2 separate regions of the Homo sapiens genome follow, and region 2 is linked to region 1. The links are chromatin contacts, found by Hi-C or POLR2A ChIA-PET in ENCODE. All regions are on one chromosome and are shown on one strand. Each heading gives the region's core, a stretch centred on a gene start or an enhancer-like site at or near the end of the contact. The rest is flanking DNA. Distances are from core to core; before and after follow the strand shown.

Region 1 (4,542 bases), core at 561-3,060:
TATGTGCCACCACACCCAGCTAATTTTGTGTTTTCAGTAGAGACAGGGTTTCACCATGTTGGTCAGGCTGGTCTCAAACTCCTGACCTCAAGCAATCCACCCACCTCAGCCTCCCAAAGTGCTGGGATTACAGGCATGAGCCACTGCACACGGACCAGATCCATTGTTTATGTTGCTTCTAGAGTGAGTTGAGTTTTTAAAACACAAATTTGACCATATCTTTCTCCTATTTAAGTCAGTATTTTTTTTTTCAGGAAAAAACAGTTCAAACTCTTTAGTCTGCTTACACAAGGCCTTTGTAGTCTGACTCTTCTTTCCAAGCTTTCATCAAAGTATACTGCAAGTTGCATTTTATGTGAATTGAATTAGGCAACGGTATAAAAATTATAGTTTATATGGGCAAAATGGAAATAATGTTAACTCTTCCAAATAGTTTATCTAGAATGACATAATTTCAAAGCTGTCAGGTCAAATGAGTTATAAACTGTTAACACTATTGCCACATGCAAGTGTCTCTTATACTTGGTAGAATTATCTGCTTCCATGTCATTATTATGTAAATTAGACTTTAAATAACTCAGAAGTTCTTCAGACATACAGGTTATTATTGTGCTTTTTAAACATAATTTTAAATAATTTTATATATGATAATGTTATCCAAGTGCTAAGGGATGTATTGTTACTGCTGTGCAAAAAAAAAAAAACTCCAAATAAATATGTTGAAACCAAGTTTATATGCAAGAAAACAATATTAAAAAGGCCAAAGTACCACCATAATAGGCTGTGTGGAGACAGCAGGCTACAAAACACTAGTAATAATGCTGAGAAAGTTGAAAAAAGAAAGAAAGCAACAATATGCTTTGGTTGTTGTAGGTTTATGTACTCCAAGAATATCTCCTCTCAAACTTTTACGTTTTTTCCAAAGAAAAGTTAACTTTGGCTGGGCGCAGTGGCTCTTGCCTGTAGTCCCAGCCTTTGGGAGGCCAAGGCGGGCAGATCACCTGAGGTCAGGAGTTTGAGACCAGCCTGACCAACATGGAGAAACCCGCCCCCCTCACTACTAAAAGAATACAAAATTAGGCCGGGCACAGTGGCTTACCCCTGTTATCCCAGCACTTTGGGAGGCCGAAGCAGGAAGATCACCTGAGGTCAGGAGTTCGAGACCAGCCATGGAGAAACCCGTCTCTACTAAAAATACAAAATTAGCCGGGCGTGGTGGTGCATGACTGTAATCCCAGCTACTCAGGAGGCTAAGGCAGAGAATCACTTGAACCCAGGCAGTGGAGGTTGCAGTGAGCCGAGATCGTGCCATTGCACTCCAGCCTGGGCAACAAGAGCGAAACTCTGTATCCAAAAAACAAAAGAAAAGAAAAGGTAACCTTGAACTATGTGAGATCTTTAGAAATGCATTCTTTCTGTAAAATGTGACTACATTTGCCTTATTTATGGTAAAAATGTTGAGGCCTCAAACAACCCATATTTTCTCGGTCTCCCCGCTGCCTAGCCTTTGTTCACATTGCTTCTTCTTGGTGGAAGCTCTTCCTCTGGCCTTGAAAATGCCTGCTTCTCTTTCAAGGTAGCACAGTCATCACTTTCTGTGGTAACCTTCTCCAGCACCATCAAACAGAAAGAATGAATCTCTTGTAAATTCAGCTCTTACGTCATTCATTACATTATTTTGTAACTCTTTATAGATTCTTCTCTCCCACTAGACTCTGAGTCACTGGAGAGTAGGAGCCAACTCTCATTCATGTGTGGTTTGGTCAGCTACTGGCCACATTCCTGATGCATAGTTAATGCTCAAACCTTAACTGGTGAATCAGCTCAAATATTGTCCTTCTCTAAATCCATTCACTCATTGACTAACTATGTACTCAAAATAGTAAACACCAGTAATTTAATCCAATTCCTGCCCATACTGCTTGGTACATTTCAGGTGAATTAGTTTGATAAATATGTGTGTATTACATAATATTAAAGTATGTACAGAAGATCATGCTAATCATTATTTCACCAACTGATAACTAATCAAAACATAGAGTGCCTCTCAGGTTAACAAATGTCTGCCTTCTCAGTTAATGCAGTCATTAACAAACACCTTCTGATGCTGATAATAGGGCCTTGTTCAGCAATGAAGCCATAAAGGTGAATAAAGAACATGCCCTCGTGGAGCTCACAGCCTAGTCATTATTGTTCTGATTTTTAATATTAATGTTGGTTTGGGTTTTGGTGAAAAATGTTTAGACTTATCTTAGTGATCTTTTCATCCTTTGCTATATTATTTTTCTCTAAGAGTCTTCCTTATCCCCTCCTTTAAAAAACTAGGTGATAATTCTAAATTGTAAATTTAAATATTATAAATAGCTTATAAAATTTAATATTTATAATATTTAAATGTTTGATAAATATTTAAATTTTATAATATTTAAATGTTTATTTAAATTCATTTGTACATCAGTTTTTATTTTATTTAAATGTGTTGGCCAGGCATGGTGGCTGACACCTATAATCCCAGAACTTTGAGAGGCCAAGTCAGGCAAACCATTTGAGCTCAGGAGTTTGAGACCACCCTGGGCAACGTGGTGAAACCCTGTCTCTACCAAACATATGAAAACTTATCTGGGTGTGGTGGCACGCATCTGTGGTCCCAGATGGGAGTCCCAGGCTAAGATGGGAGAATCGCTTGAACCCAGGTGAGAGGGGTGGGGTGGATGTTGCAGTGAGCTGAGATCGTGCCACTGCACTCCAACCTGGGTGACAGAGTGAGACTCCATCTCAAAAAAAAAAAATGTTATCTAAATAAGATAAATTTAATAACTGTTCGCACTTAGATGAGCATAAGGAACTAAACCTAGATAAAACTATCAAATAAGGCCTGGGTACAGTGACTCATGCCTGTAATCTCAAGCACTTTGGGAGGCCAAAATTATACAAAGTTAGTTGTATAACACCAACTAACAACTATTTTGGGGTTAGCTTAATTCAGATTAATTTTTTTTAAACTGAGTTTTAAATTCCTGCTTACTCTACCATACATGCTAGGCCTCATATTATGCTAGAAAAATTTTGAGCACAGATTTATGAATACTCTCCTGCATACCATTTAATTTTTAAACAAATTTTAATGCAGTATATATGTGCCTTTTTACCAACACATTAAATAATAAGATCTACTGTGAGGACTAAACTTCTGTAATTTCAAAGTAGTAATGAGTTTAAACCATGTCTCAAGATCTCTGCAATAATTGTAGCACAACAGAAAATAGGTATTTCTATTAATGACAGAGTCACAAGTACTACTAATAATACTGTGGTTTGTTTCCTGCAACTAATCATGGGAGGAATGCTAAATTTCAGAGGTTGGTGAAAATACATGTGTATTTTTTTCCCCATCCAAGTTCACAGATTTCTCACACTGAGAACTCCTATTCCATAACAAAATTCTGGAAGCCTGCACACCGTATTGGAAGAGGGGCAGAAAGGAAAAGCAAATGGAAGGATTTAAATTTTTTTCAAATCCTGTATCCCTTGATTTTACAGCAAGATTGTATTTATGTATTACTTGTGTTAAAAATATAGTATAATCGAGACTCCAGATCAAAAATCACCGCAGCTCAGGGAGAAAGAGGGCCACCAAATGCCAGAGCCCTTCAGCCTTCTCCCACCCTGCCTGTACCCTCAGATGGAAGCACTTTTTTATCATTGTTTCACCTTTAGCATTTTGACAATGAAGTCACAAACCTTCAGCCTCTCACCCATAGGAACCCACTGGTTGTAAGAGAAGGATGAAGCCAGTCCTTCCTAAAGGGCACGATTAGATGTGTTTATGGCATCCTCAGGTGAAACTATATTTATATTGACAATATATTTATATTTCTCAAGGAATACTAGAATAATGATTCAGTTCAGTACTAGGCCATTTATCTACCCTTTATAATATTGTTTAATGAGAAAATGCTTTCTATCTTCCAAATATCTGATGATTTGTAAGAGAACACTTAAACATGGGTATTCATAAGCTGAAACTTCTGGCATTTATTGAATGTCAAGATTGTTCATCAGTATACTAGGTGATTAACTGACCACTGAACTTGAAGGTAGTATAAAGTAGTAGTAAAAGGTACAATCATTGTCTCTTAACAGATGGCTCTTTGCTTTCATTAGGAATAAAGATGGCTGCTGAACCAGTAGAAGACAATTGCATCAACTTTGTGGCAATGAAATTTATTGACAATACGCTTTACTTTATAGGTAAGGCTAATGCCATAGAACAAATACCAGGTTCAGATAAATCTATTCAATTAGAAAAGATGTTGTGAGGTGAACTATTAAGTGACTCTTTTTGTCACCAAATTTCACTGTAATATTAATGGCTCTTAAAAAAATAGTGGACCTCTAGAAATTAACCACAACATGTCCAAGGTCTCAGCACCTTGTCACACCACGTGTCCTGGCACTTTAATCAGCAGTAGCTCACTCTCCAGTTGGCAGTAAGTGCACATCATGAAAATCCCAGTTTTCATGGGAAAATCCCAGTTTTCA
Region 2 (3,972 bases), core at 621-3,120, 120 kb before region 1:
TTCTAGAAGATGTCAGTGGGGTGTGTGAAAGAAATGGTACCATTTTCCAAATTCAACCAAATTTGCCCTGTTAACCAGCTGTAGGCTGCCATCCCCACTCCCTAGTTCCTCTGCCTTAATATGACATTGGACCTCATCACCCAACCAACCTGTCCACAAAGTAAGTCCTGATGACGCCCCTCTCAGGGGCACACAAGCCATTCTTTGTGCCTCTCCTTGAAACTGATCATACAATGAAAATGAGAAACACAGCAGGACAAATGGAGAAGATGAATCCCACCACAAGATGTCCTGAAACTTCCATGCTGTTGGGAGCTCCTAGCCCCCTTCAATGCAGACCAAATCACCCAGCTCCCAGACAAGGGTTCCAACTCACAGCTGCTACATGTGAGCTCCCAGATGGGATAGCTCTATAATGTGCCGCACCTACATCCCCATTTAAAGGAAACCGCCTGCCCTCATCCCCTGCCACAGGTACTTCCCAGCAGGGCAGTTCTGTTTTATGGCACACTCTCCCCTGCCCAGCTAATTGCAACAGGAAGCAGACTCCCAAACAGCTCATTCATTGGCTGGCTAGAGACTTTTGAAGTGGCCCAGCACCTGAAAAAGGGGAAGGGTGTGTCAATTAGATTTCTATCTCAGAAAGCAAAACTGGAAAATGTCAAGAAAATCAGTCCGTTGGTGGCGGGAGCCAAGGCTGAAATGTCCTGGAGTGCAGCAAGTGGAGAGAGGCTGAAGGGACCACAGTGAGTGAGGGGTAAACCAAAGTTATGAATCAGCAGAAGCTGTGGCGCAGGGAAGAGGCAGGTGCAGAAAACAAGGCAAGGGAGCTGCCAGTGGCGAGCGGAGAATGGAGGACCTGCTCACAGAAGCCAGGTCGCCTTACTGGGGGAGAGCCAGAGCAAAGATCCAGGACTCCTGCTGGAGTGTAACCTCAGATCCAAATGCAGGCTCTGTGGACATTCTTGCTCCCTTGTTGCTCCCTTCTCCTTCCAGCTACCTCCCCAACTTCACTTGTACTGGTGTGTGAAGGCATCTGGTTATTGCCGCTTAAAGAACCCGGCCGGGCACGGTGGCTCACACCTGTAATCCCAGCACTTTGGGAGGGCGAGGCGGGCAGATCGCTTGAGTTCAGGAGTTCCAGACCAGCCTGGGCAACATGGCGAAACCCTATCTCTACAAAAAATGCAAAACAATTACCCAGGTGTGGTGGCACATGCCTGTAGTCCCAGCTATTTTGGGGGCTGAGGTGGGATGATCGCTGGATCCCAGGAGGTCAAGGCTGCAATGAGCCAAGATCATACCACTGCACTCCAGCCTGGATGACAAAGTGAGACCCTGTCTCAAAAAAAAAAAAAAAAAAAAACCACCTCAGTTCAACCATTAGCAAGTAGAGATGGACAGAGAAAGTCACACACACAAAAAAAGCCAATCAATAAGGAAACCACCTAAAAGAAGAACAATTATTTTACAGTTTCTGGGAATAATACTAATTAACATGTGTATAACCATTTGCAAATTTTGGCTTAGGATAATCATGAGAAACATAGAAATTGAATCTGAGTTCTGTCTCACCAGTCACCATTGCAGAATCAGTTCATTTTAGTCAGAAGGCCAGATAGGGGACTTTGCAATCTACAGCTCACCCTGTCACATCTCAGTGGATCTTTTTGAGGTGGGGGAAAAAAAAAAAAAAAAAAAACCTTGAGAAGCGAGGGCCAGGGGAAGGGAGGAAAGCATCTTGAAATAGACCATGGTGGCCACTAGAGGGAGATGCTACCTTGTGAAACATTTCACGGCCCGCTACTTCCAGGGAGAGTTCTCAGCTGAGACCAGAGAACGTGAAGGGACCTGCTCCCCTTCCTCCTCTTTTAGAGACGAGATGAGGCAGCATCCTCTCTGGAACCGAACGGGCTCTCCTCCGCGTTGGTGAAGACAAGGCCATGTTCTACAAAGTTCATGCATAACCCATCGTTCCTGCGGACCAAGGCAACAGGAATGGCCATCGTCTGGAGGGGCCGGCTGAAAGAGAGCCGGAAGAAGAAATGTCTAATGCTGCCCTCAAACATCTGAGAGAATACGGAGAAGGGCCACATTTGCTATGCGCGGCTTCAAATGGCGGAACTAGGACCCATGGCTGAGAGCTACAAGGAGAAACCACTCAGTACAAGAAGGGCTCCTTGGAAACACAGCTGACCAAATTGTGGAGTGGATCCAGCTGACACTGACCATTTTTGGGTGTGGCATAGATGGGCGACCACACTGTGTGGGCAGTTGGTCTCACCGCCTCTAAGACACCTTCCATCTCTGAGAACCTGCAGGAAGGAGAGAAGTGGCCTTGCGACCCCCACCCGCCCCGCCCACGCCGAGTGCTTCTTTGCCGCCCATCCTACCGCGTGCCACCAGGGGGCGCCGCTGCTCTGGAAGACGCCTTACCACTGAGGTTTCAGAGCCAATCCCTGAGAGCCAAGTGCCCACCCTCAACCAAAAGACCACCTGTTAGGTCGAGATAGCACAATGAATCTGGATTGGTTGCACCTCCGCTATTCCAAACACATTGCAATAGTACATAAAGTATAAAAAGAGAAAACCAAAAGATATAGTTCCTGCCCACTGCCGTGGCTCACACCTGTAATCCCAGTGCTTTGGGAAGCCAAGGTGGGAGGATTGCTTGAGGCCAGGAGTTTGAGATCAGCCTAGGCAACATAGCAAAGCCCCGTCTCTACAAAAAAAAAAAAAAAAAAAAAAAAATAGCCAGGTGTGGTGGCAAGCACCTGCAGTCCTAGCTATTTGGGAAGCTGAGGAGGGAGGATCGCTTGAGCCCAAGAGTTCAAGGTTACAGTAAGCTATGATTGTGCCAATGCACTCCAGCCTTGGGACAGAATGAGAACTTGTCTCTAAAAAAAAAAAAAAAGATATAGTTGAGCTGAAAAAAATATGTATGAATATCTCTTTGGATCAGAAAAGGAAGATAAACCCAAAGCAGTGAGCAAGGCTGAAGCTCCAGGACGGCTGCCCAGTGCTACCTGGGGTTACAAATTCCTGGGGAGCCATGGGCCCGGGGAGGGGAAGGACAAAGCCTCCCTTCCAGGAACTGAGACAAGCCACCCACTGTGCTGTCTCCAGTATCTGTTGTCACCAGCCACCTTCATGAGGCGTTTCTAGACCTGGGGTTCAGAGGGACAGGAGGAAGCAACTGCAAAACCTCTAGACAGGTGCAGTTGAACAATCAGAAGAGAAAGAAGAAAAAATCCAAAAGCCTCCCATTCCACATGAGCCTGCAAATCCAAAATTACAAAACACAGGAAGAACCTCATGCTAAGCCTAGCAGCCAGCAGCACCAACACTCTGAACATGAATCAATCCAGACAAAATTAGTATTCAGAAGCAGCATGACATACATGCATACATTGAAGCTGATAAGAGAAAAAGGAAGCATAATGCTGTCATCCACACAGGGTGAATGTCCAAATAGCACATGCCGCTGGCCTGCTGAGGAGCACCCCTTGGGGTCCACTCACAGAGAGGACCAGGAACACGTGTGCAGGTCCCCATGACCCTTTTCTCCTAGGTTAGCACTGTACTGCCTGGGAGGGGAAAAGAAGCAAAAGTTGCTTCCTGGGAGAGTCAGGAAGGGACATTCTACTGATGACACTAGTGGTTTGGGGCCTATCCGGGACTAAAGCAGCCCCTCTCTTGAGCCCCGTGTCCTCAAAGAGAGACTAGTAGATTGAAAAAGTACTGGTTCAAGGAATGTGAAACCTGCTATTAATTGATTTATTACTTTAGACAAGTCACTTTCCTTCTCAGAGCTTCTGTTTCCCCAACAGTAAAATGATGTTAAACAGATCATCCCTAAGATAAGGTTATCTTTGATAACCCAGGTAAGGTTATCATTCTAAAAGAAAGGAATCAGTAACTCATCTCTTTAATTCTTTCATTTTTAATACAAGCCTAGCACCTTTTCTTTTC

What was found. A loop is a pair of places that touch in the nucleus more often than their neighbours do. ChIA-PET counts read pairs that join two places held with the same protein, here RNA polymerase II (POLR2A). Pooled maps may share reads with other maps.
Region 2: a loop to region 1 is called in a pooled map, with 2.3 times the contacts of the local background. The contact joins two enhancer-like sites. A Hi-C loop is called at or near these places in 3 of 50 pooled maps. POLR2A ChIA-PET finds 5 or more read pairs at or near these places in 3 of 52 experiments (activated T-cell, activated naive CD8-positive, alpha-beta T cell and endothelial cell of umbilical vein).

The regions. Positions count from the first base shown.
Region 1 is chr11:112,154,684-112,159,225 of GRCh38, reverse strand. IL18 (interleukin 18) reads left to right here. Exons shown (of 6, transcript NM_001562.4): 2 at 4,165-4,251. The coding sequence starts at 4,173. Among named protein-coding and RNA genes, the nearest start is that of IL18, 7.1 kb to the left of the region's middle. RefSeq lists a silencer at 1,666-1,960. Within about 2 kb of position 1,810, at least 8 of the 41 ENCODE cell types and tissues checked have a DNase peak (open chromatin) inside an H3K27ac peak, as active enhancers do.
Region 2 is chr11:112,278,534-112,282,505 of GRCh38, reverse strand. All of the region lies in intron 1 of LINC02762 (long intergenic non-protein coding RNA 2762), which reads right to left. Among named protein-coding and RNA genes, the nearest start is that of LINC02762, 9.8 kb to the right of the region's middle. RefSeq lists an enhancer at 2,075-2,164. Within about 2 kb of position 1,870, at least 9 of the 41 ENCODE cell types and tissues checked have a DNase peak (open chromatin) inside an H3K27ac peak, as active enhancers do.